Regions from separate parts of the Mus musculus genome. Here region 2 is linked to region 1. Evidence: chromatin contacts called from ENCODE Hi-C or POLR2A ChIA-PET data. All regions are on one chromosome and are shown on one strand. The core of a region is the stretch at or near the end of the contact, and the rest is flanking DNA. Distances in the headings are between cores, read along the strand shown. Region 1 overlaps Clic4 (chloride intracellular channel 4 (mitochondrial)). Region 2 has its middle 5.7 kb from the start of Gm30701.

Region 1 (4,375 bases), core at 1,334-3,833:
CACTAAGTTAAACCATGGACTAATAATGATAGCGATGAGGCTGGAGAAGCAGCTTAAGTGGGAAAGCAGTTTGCCCAGCACCAAGGCCCCGAGTTTGATCCTCAGCACCCCATAAATCAGAAGGGCAAGGTTATCCCTAGGCACACAGCAAACGTGAGGCCAAACTGTGCTTCTTAAATCCTCACCTCACAGAATAATATAGCCGCTGGCTGGGCAATGGTGGCCCACACCTTTAAACCCAGCGCCACAGACAGATGACTGAGAGTTCGAAACCAGCCTGGTCTACAGAGCTAGTTCCAGGACAACCAAGGCTACACACAAAGAAACCCTGTCTCAAAAAGAGGAAAAAGAATAGTATTGCCGCTGGTAAGGAGCTCTTGTATCTAAGCTCTCATCCTGCTCTGGTGAGCAACCCCCTGATGAAACCCCCCATACCCCCACACACCGCCACACACCCCACACCAACCCCCGGCTTACAAGACAGACATGGATTAGACGGAGGGACAGTTGGGAAGAGAGTGGGAGGGAAACAGAAATGAGCAATGGGTTGAGTGAACATGATCAAAACATATTTAATTCTTAAATCTAATATGTATCAGTGTTTTGACTGCACAGAGATCAGGAGAGGGTGTCCGATCCCCTGGAACTGAAGTTACAGATGGTTATGAGCCATCACGTGAGTGCTGGGACAACTGAGCCCAGGTCCTTGGTATGAGCAACGGGTGCTTTAAAACACTGAACCACCTCTCCAGCCCCTCAAAATATACACATACATATAGATGCCATCATAAAACATATACATGTATGTTAATAAATGTCAACAAGATATGATATTAATAAACGTTAATAAAATATAATCTTAATAAACATGTTAATTAAAACACTTTTAAATACTTTATGTGTGGGGAGCTTTTGGGGATGGGAATTTGACAAAGGCCCAGGACAAAGAAGTGGGAATCTGACTGTGAGCTGGGACTCAGGAAAGAGGCTCAGATTACAAACATTTACATTTGAGTTAAGGCAAAGCTCAGAGCTAGCAGCAGAAGAGTGCATAGCAGTTCTTTTGTCTTGGTCATCCTGACTAGGAGTTTAGGGGATTTTGTTTATTGCCTTGCAGAACTGATCTTATTATTTTGCATAAACTAAAGTGGTATAAAAGCAGACTGGAAAAAAATAAACCCGCTTCAGCCTTAGAACTGGCTGGGGTCATGCCTCAGTGTTGTCTAATTGTCTTTTTTCTTTTTAATCCTTGCTCCTGCCCTGGAGAACCTGTTGCCCGACTGAGCTGGCTTGGTCAGTCAGGATATTCCGATGTAAAATACTGTCACTTGATAAACTTGAGTCTAGGCATTTTATTTAGATTTTTTTCTTTATATTACAAATTGTGTTTCCTTAAAATTATAAGCCAAATTATTTTACTCCAGCTATTAAAACTTAATATTAATTATTCCTATTTGCCTCCCTAGCACACCTAAAAAAATTTTAAATCTGAATAAGATAGGATGATTCTTACTAAAATTTTTAGTTACCATTTTAAAGACAAGTCCCCAAAATATGATAAAGATAAACCCAAACAATACCTCCACGTCTTGTTTCACACACAGCCAGCAAAGCCTTGCTCCTTCAGGCAGCTCACTTGAACAGATAAAGTCGGTCCTGGTGTTTTCCATTTTCCCAGACTGACCCATGACCACGCAGCACTCTGACCAACTCGTCTACACTTGTCTTCCAATCAACTACATCTAGCTTTGAGAAGTTAACTGTCTAGTCAGACTCTGAAATCTCAGATGTCAACTTTCTCCCAGCCACCACTCCATTTTTTGAGAAAGGGTCTCCTATATGGCTGGCAGCGACTTCACTGTATAGACAAGGATAACTTCCGAGCCTCCTGTCTCCTCCTTCTAATTACTGGGAACACACACATACACACACAAACACACACACACACACACCAGCCCAGGCTTTCTGTCTGGGTCTACACTCAAAGCCCACGCCCTTGCATATAAAATAACCCAGACTAGACAGCACCCACTTGACAGCCGACAGCAGAGACCTGTCACCATACACGCAAGAGTTAGCCTGACCTGCCAGTTATATGACTTTAACACTCCTCACTAACCTGTTATGAAGTTCAGACCAGTGACTACAGAATAAACTCCTGGTCAAACCCAAATTGCATGCTGTAAGCTTAGAGACCAACAGACTTTTATCTGTGGTGTTTGCTATGATGTAACATGGAACACTACACCAGCAACAGACATAATATTCTTTGAATGATTTTTATACCTGTGTTATACATAAAAGCTTGCCCCAGAATCCTAACAAATATTTCCTGAGTTAATGAATTAGTTCTCACATATCTCCGCTTACCCTACCATGGTAGATGGGAGCTACAAAAGATGAAACAGGCTCACTACTTCCTCGTTAGCATGATGCAATACTGACAAAGCGGCTTAAGGAAGAGTGCATTTGGCTCCCAGTCAGAAGGGCTACAGTCTGCCACAGAAGAGAAGCACTGAGGCAGGAGAGCCCCTGGCCACTCTGCGTCCACCACTGGGAAGCCCGCAAATGAGTGCCAGCAACACAGCAATCCTTTTCCCCTTTGGGGAAAGCACCTCCTATACCAGGGGCAGATTTTCAGTCTTCAGTTACACCTCTCTAGAAATGCCGTGGGCACCCCCAAGTGTGTCTCCTGGGTGATTACAATCCAACCACATTGACAATGAAGACAGACTATCACACAACTTCTTGGCCCCTTGACTTGAGGTCCAGTGAAGATTAACCACCACACCCTGGTCCTGAACTCCCGGAATTCACAGGAACAAGGCAGCAAGGGATATGACTCGGGTGAATGACACAAAGGGTGCGTGCTGGAACAGAGAGCAAAGCGGGCTTGTTCTGCTAAGGGAGCAAGGAGGTCAGAGAAGGGCGCACAAGCTATCCCAACTGATCCTTGGAGAATTTCAGCTTCATAAACTGACTCCCTAAGATCCTTGAAATCCGTTAAGTGTTAGTTCTGCTCCAAGCTATTTCTCATAAGATGCCATGAGCAGCCAGGCGTTGTGACACATGCTTGTGACTCTAGCACCTGGGTAGCCAAGGTAGGAAATCTCTGCAAAGTTTAAGTCAGCCTGGTGGTCCACACAGTGAGCTCCAGGTCAGCCAGAAGTGTAGAATAAAACTCTCTAAATAAATAAATAAAATTTCCCCTTTGAAAGTTAAGCCTTAGATGGCCAGAGTGGTTTCTCATAAATCCTAGCGTTTGGCAGACTGAGGTTGAAGGACTGCCATAAGTTTGAGGCCAGCCTGGACTCTACAGTGAATTCCAGCCAGCCTGGGCTAGAATAAAAAGCTTGTCTAAAAAGAGTTTTTTGAGAACGATAGTCCAGAAGCAGAAACAAGGCTTCCCTTAGAGGCACGCACATTCTCATGTGGTTGGGTGGCTTGGCACGCTTGCAAAGGGCTCTAAGAAGGACCACAAGTGCTGAACACAGTTCCTGGGAGCAAAAACTGCCTTGGGGAGCTTCAAGAGCTCTTATCTGAGAACAATATGTGCTCTGGCCAAAACAGGAGGCTTCTCCCATCTTCCTATTCCTCTGCCTCCTCTATAGGCAGCCAATCAGATCAAATCTTATTGCCACTTAGCCACACTGGGATCATAGAGCATGCCGCTCACAAGAGTCCAGCCCAGAGTCAAGATGCCTGTGACAAAGGCTTAAAACTTACAAAGCCAGCTTGAAGGAGGTGTAGTGACACAATGACAAAGTCAAAATGTTTCACTTGTTTTTTTAAAGTTTACTTTAAGAGTCCCTGTAAACGTTCTGATATATTTTAAGGGGCAGAGGTATACACAGACCACAGGGCTAATCAACGGAGTAGCCTTTCCAGTGAACCAAGAAGCCAGGGAGGAGGGAGACTGAAAAGTACTGGCTGATCTCATTAGCCCTGCTTAGGAAGCTGTGTAAGTGTGACTTCAGCCCTGGATCACACAGCTATATTTAGTTTATACCTAATATGGATGAAGTCCTGACCGAAGCCATTTCCTCTCTCCACAAAAAGAAACTTCCTTGCTTTTCTTCTATCAACAATGCAAAGGGTGGGCTCCTCTGAAGGGGGAGTTTTAAAAAAGTAAAGAAAGGAAAGAGAGAAGGCTGGAAAAAAACATTGACAAATTAGGATGTGGCTTATTAAAAACTCTGCCCACTTTGACATTGCTAAACTTGAAAACAATTCTGATATCAAAATACGTGATGTTACAAGTAGGCCTCCTGCTTTAAGCTGCTAAAGAGGCTCTTTAAAGTATTTTACAAGAGACTAATTAGCCAAGCCTCCAAAACACAAAGAGGCAAAGCAATGGAAACCCCGGAACTCCCTT
Region 2 (4,841 bases), core at 515-3,014, 38 kb after region 1:
CCATCTCACCAGCCCTCAAATCCTATTTTTAATGATGGTTCTTTTTTGTGTGTTTGTTTTTCAACAACTAGTATTTTATTCAGATAGCAGTTCCGTTACACATGGTCCAAGAACATTCAAATAAGAACTCAAATCGGAAGTTAAAGGTTGGTTTTCAGACATCATAGCGAACAATGAATGCCACGTTTGCCTATGAACTCTCTGATATAAAACCACATCCACACCTTAGTGGCCACCAAACCGTTCAGCACAGCTTCCTTCACTGTAAGGTGTTTGAAGCTACCAGTTTTAGCACTTTGAATGATTTTTTTCACACTCTGAATAGCTATAGGGATTTCACCAGGGGTTGGGGGGAACCATCGCAACCTTGGCGTAGTGCCAAAATGTGACCAATCGAGGTAAGTCATGGCAAAGGCCACCATCAACGGTGCCTTCTCCTCAAAGTGGCAGATGAATTTGGCCATGGTCTAAGGTGGAAGGTATGTCTCCCCGGACCACCGGCTGAATCTTAATGATGGTTCTTAAATGCTTTAACTTCCCTTTTAGCCCACCACCCACCAGAGGTAGTGGGAAAGAAAGGATATGGGGGAAGTGGGCCTGTTTAGAAAGGTTCTTTGGAGCAAATCCCTTCTGTGTGGTCTGGAAATCGGCAGTTCAGTTCATAGGTTAGCAGGCAGCAACAGCTCAACCCACTCACACACACCTCACAGATACACCAGCAGTCCAGCTCAGTAGAATCAGGTTAGCAATAGCAGCGGCATGACCTAGCAGAGACAGCCAGGCCTCAGCCTCCGCTCAAGTCAGCAGGGGGGACCTGGAAGGACACCAGAAGTTCTCCTACACCTCCCTTGACTCAGCACAGGCCTTGCCTCAGCTGACATCACTCTGCCAGTCAGCCCAAGTGTATGGAAGCGGAGGCAAGAAACTGCAGCACACACCATAAGTTTTTGGGTGTGTTTTTCTCTATGGTGTCCTGACAAATGCAGCTCAACTATGCAATGTAAGGCGGACCAATAAGTTCATGTTGTCAGCAAAGAGTCCTTCATCACGTGTCCTTTCATGTGCTTGCCTTAGCTGAACATCCTGTCTCCTGTGTCTGCTTCAGCGAAACGTTCCTCCCCGAGTCTGCCTTAGCCTTTCACACCTGTGTCCACTTTAACGAAATGTTCCTTCACGTGTTTGCCCCAGCAAACCACCATCCAATCGACTTTCCAAAGAACCCTTAAGTTTCCACTTGAGTGTCTGCACACATACCTGACATGGTACCCCTGAGGAGGCCAAAAGGAGCCTGTTCTTCCTTCCACCATGTGAGTTTTGGGGGGTGGAACCCAGGTCATACAGGTTGGCAGCAAGTGTCTTTACCTGCTAAGCCATCTTGCCAGCTTTCCATCTTATTTTCTGAGAGAAAAGCTCTCCCTGCACCTAGAGCTCACAGATTGGCTAAGCTGGCCAGCCAATGAGCTCCAGGGACTCACCTGTCCGTGCTGTGCCCACCATCAGGCTGACTTTTTATGTGTGCGCTGGGGATTCGAACTCAGGTCCTAGTGCTTGCCCACTGAGCCACCTCCCCAGCCCCCAGAGGGCTATCAACAATGAATTTTCTTGTTTTTTTCTTGAGGACAAGTTCATGGGAAAGTAAAATCTGTTCTTGAGGCCAAGCTGCCACACCAGTCACAGCTGACATTCTTGAGCTGAGCCTCTACAGCCCCCTCCTGCTGGCCTGGTATCTGAAACAATGAGCGATTCTGAGCCACTATCTCCAGCGTCTTAGATTTGCCTACACATCTCTCTTACTTCTTCTCAGCTCTCAGAGACAAACTGGGGCGTTCTTTCCTTGTGTACCGGATGTGTCCCCGCCTGGTGTGAGCAACTAAGTACTCTCTCCTTCCTACTGCCAAGGTGGGGACCTGAGTCCCCCTGGAGCCACCCGGATTTGAAGCTCAGCTCCACCCAATGTGTAGCTGAGAAAAATCACCTAACCTTCCTGTCTCTATGGGGAATAACAGTTTTCCCAAGTAGATAAAGCTGTCACAGGACTTATTCAGCCATGTTCCCTGTTGTTACCCTCTCCCCTCTCACATGGAGGTGACAGCAAGGATGATAGAACTCAGGAATTTTTGCGTAGCAGTACAGGTACTCTATCTTTGGGCTACACCCCTTAGCATATAAACTGAAGTTCTCTCGAGTCTTGTTTTAAGACAGCTCACGGGGATATCTCAGGCTAGCTTTAAATTCACCTGAAAATGAAGACGTCATTGAATTTCTGATCCTCCTGTACACACCCCTGTCATATGAGGTGCTAGAGATTGAACCCAGGGCTTCTAGGCAAGCACGCTTCTAGCTGAGCCACGCCCCAGCTTCAATTCTGGCTCTGAGGCTGGCGTCAACTTCTAGACTCCCCGCTGCCTTGGCGTTTGAAGCCCATAGACCTTTGCTCATGCTGTCCCCTCTGACCCTGTTCCCATACTCCCCCTGCCGCTCCACGCTCCGTGTCTTTCTCAGGTTTCAGGTTTCAGGCCTCCAGGGATCTCTGGCAAACACACCTCCACCCTCAGTCCAAATAAACCACTTCCTCCGGGGATCCACAGCACAGAGTGCAGGGCAGCTCCTTGCCGCTTAAGTTGTTTGTGTAACTCGAGGTTCTTCCCACCCTAGCTCCAGCCCACAAGGGTCACTAGCTCTCAAAGCTCCATCCACAGGCCCCTTGGGGCTTCCCAACAAACTCCCCCTCCCTCCAGCCCTCTATGGGGAAGTGGGGTGGGCTCACTCCTACCCATCTTTGGGCTCCAGAGGTTTCAGGCACTGTCATTGGTCCAGGGTAGACCACATGACTGAGCTCACCCAATCATAAGCGGCTGGTGTAGAGACTGATTTTTCTCCTCCCCTCCCCTCCCCTCCTTTTTCTTCTTCTTCTTTTTTGTATTTTAGGTTTTTGTTCTTTACTTTTTTTTTTCAAGACAGAGTTTCTCTGCGTAGCCATGGCTGTCCTGGAATTGACTCTGAAACTCAGAGATCCTCCTGCCTCTGCCCACATGGCCAATCTGTTACTTTTTGGTTTGGTTTGGTATTGATGCAGACTCTCACTCTGTACTACAGGCCGTCCTGAAGTTTGCTCTAATGGCCGCAGACTCTCAAACATCCTCCTGTCTCACAGCCTTCCCAAATGCAGAGATTGCAGGTTTGAGCTAACAAACCCTGCTTAGTCTCTCTCTCTCTCTCTCTCTCTCTCTCTCTCTCTCTCTCTCTCTCTCTCTCTCTCTTTTGCAAGCTCCAGGACACTTTGTCTCCAAGATGTTGATGGCAGCCACCAATATCCACTACTCTTGGATCAAAGCTCAGAGCAGGAGACATAAGGTTCCTCGGGCTTCGATTGAGACACTGTGTCCATCAATCCCCACACGCGGCATCTCCTTGAGACTGTTCCCTGCTCTCCACTGTCACCCGCAGCAGTCAGAGTAGTTTTCTAGGCACCTTGACTCAAGGAAACCGGAATGGACGGCTCTGGTGCTAAAAGGAATCTCAGGACTAGCTAATATGAAGCAAAGAGATTTTAATGAGATATTTGAAGCCTGAGGGTTGGGAGAAAGAGAGACACTCAGAGGATGGGAGACACACCGGAGACCAAGAGTCTGGGACTTTCAAGGAAGAATAAGACAGAGCAAGCGAGGGCCCAGGCACCTCATGGGGGGGGTATCCCAGCCCCTGGTGTTTTTCAATGGTCATGTGTAGGATGTTGTAGGGTTTTGGTTGCTAAGAAACCTAGGTGAGGTCACTGGGTGGTTCCCAAGGCAGCATCTGACAGGATTAAGATTGATGAGGTAGAAACCAACCCATAGGGATACAGGAAGGTAGGCTATCTTTAACTGTAAACAGCTTCAAGTTCTGTTTGGAGAGTTTCAGGAAATATCTACGGGAAGGAAAGATGCCCACCCAAGGTCATATGGGTTCAAACTTTAAACCTGAGTCATTATTATTGGCACATAAAGGACTATTTTTACATTTGCAGGATGTGTTAACTGTATCAGAACCTCCAGAGCCAGAGTTAGAGGCAGTTGTAGGCTCTCTGAAGTGAGTGCTAGGAACCAAATTCAGGTCCTCTTTGAGAGCAGTAAACACTCTTAGCCACTGAGCCATCTCTCTAGCCTCTCTTCCTTCCTTTCTTTCTTTCTCTCTTTCTTTCTTTCTTTCTTCCTTCCTTCCTCCTTTTTTTTTAAGATTTATTTATTGTCATATGTGAGTACACTGTAGCTGTCTTCAGACACACCAGAAGGAGGTGTCAGATCTCATTACAGATGGCTGTGAACCACCATGTGGTTGCTGGGATTTGAGCTCAGGACCTCTGGAAGAGCAGTTGGTGCTCTTAACTACTGAGCCGGCTCTCCAAGCCCAGGTCCTTCTTTTTTATTACCTCTTATATAACTACTTAATCTTCTGGTTTGTTGAAGCAGTTAAGTCAGACAACCCTTGCCTGACTTAATGCCTGTCAAAGTGGCTACCCTTGAAAACTCCAGCACCACACTCATCACAAGGCCGTTCTCGACGTAGCAGCTCTGAGAGAAAAGGTATCCTGGCAGTCGGGAGCCAAGAAATACTACCAAGTCACACCACACAACAAACCTCACACAAGAGGTTTATGGGGAAAGACACCTGAGGGTGCCCACCGCGGCTCTGAGAGAAGCAACAAACAACTAAGCAAGAGGCAGGCTTTATGTAAGATAGAATTTTGGGGGGAGGGGTTCCAGGGTGGCCCGGGATTGGTGGGATTCTGTGACCTAATTTATTTACTTATCTATTTATCTCTGTAGGGTGAAGCTTGGCTGCCTGCATCTTGAGGGACTAGA

The links. A loop is a pair of places that touch in the nucleus more often than their neighbours do. ChIA-PET counts read pairs that join two places held with the same protein, here RNA polymerase II (POLR2A).
Region 2: POLR2A ChIA-PET joins it to region 1 with 10 read pairs in embryonic stem cell. The contact joins two enhancer-like sites. A Hi-C loop is called at or near these places in 1 of 37 maps with a recorded cell type or tissue (T-helper 2 cell). POLR2A ChIA-PET finds 5 or more read pairs at or near these places in 4 of 5 experiments (Patski and embryonic stem cell).

What each region holds. Positions count from the first base shown.
Region 1 is chr4:135,250,993-135,255,367 of GRCm38, forward strand. The region is part of intron 1 of Clic4 (chloride intracellular channel 4 (mitochondrial)); the gene reads right to left. Among named protein-coding and RNA genes, the nearest start is that of Clic4, 20 kb to the right of the region's middle. RefSeq lists an enhancer at 2,475-4,375. Within about 2 kb of position 2,584, at least 1 of the 3 ENCODE cell types and tissues checked has a DNase peak (open chromatin) inside an H3K27ac peak, as active enhancers do.
Region 2 is chr4:135,290,212-135,295,052 of GRCm38, forward strand. It overlaps the pseudogene Gm12983. Among named protein-coding and RNA genes, the nearest start is that of Gm30701, 5.7 kb to the right of the region's middle. Within about 2 kb of position 1,765, at least 1 of the 3 ENCODE cell types and tissues checked has a DNase peak (open chromatin) inside an H3K27ac peak, as active enhancers do.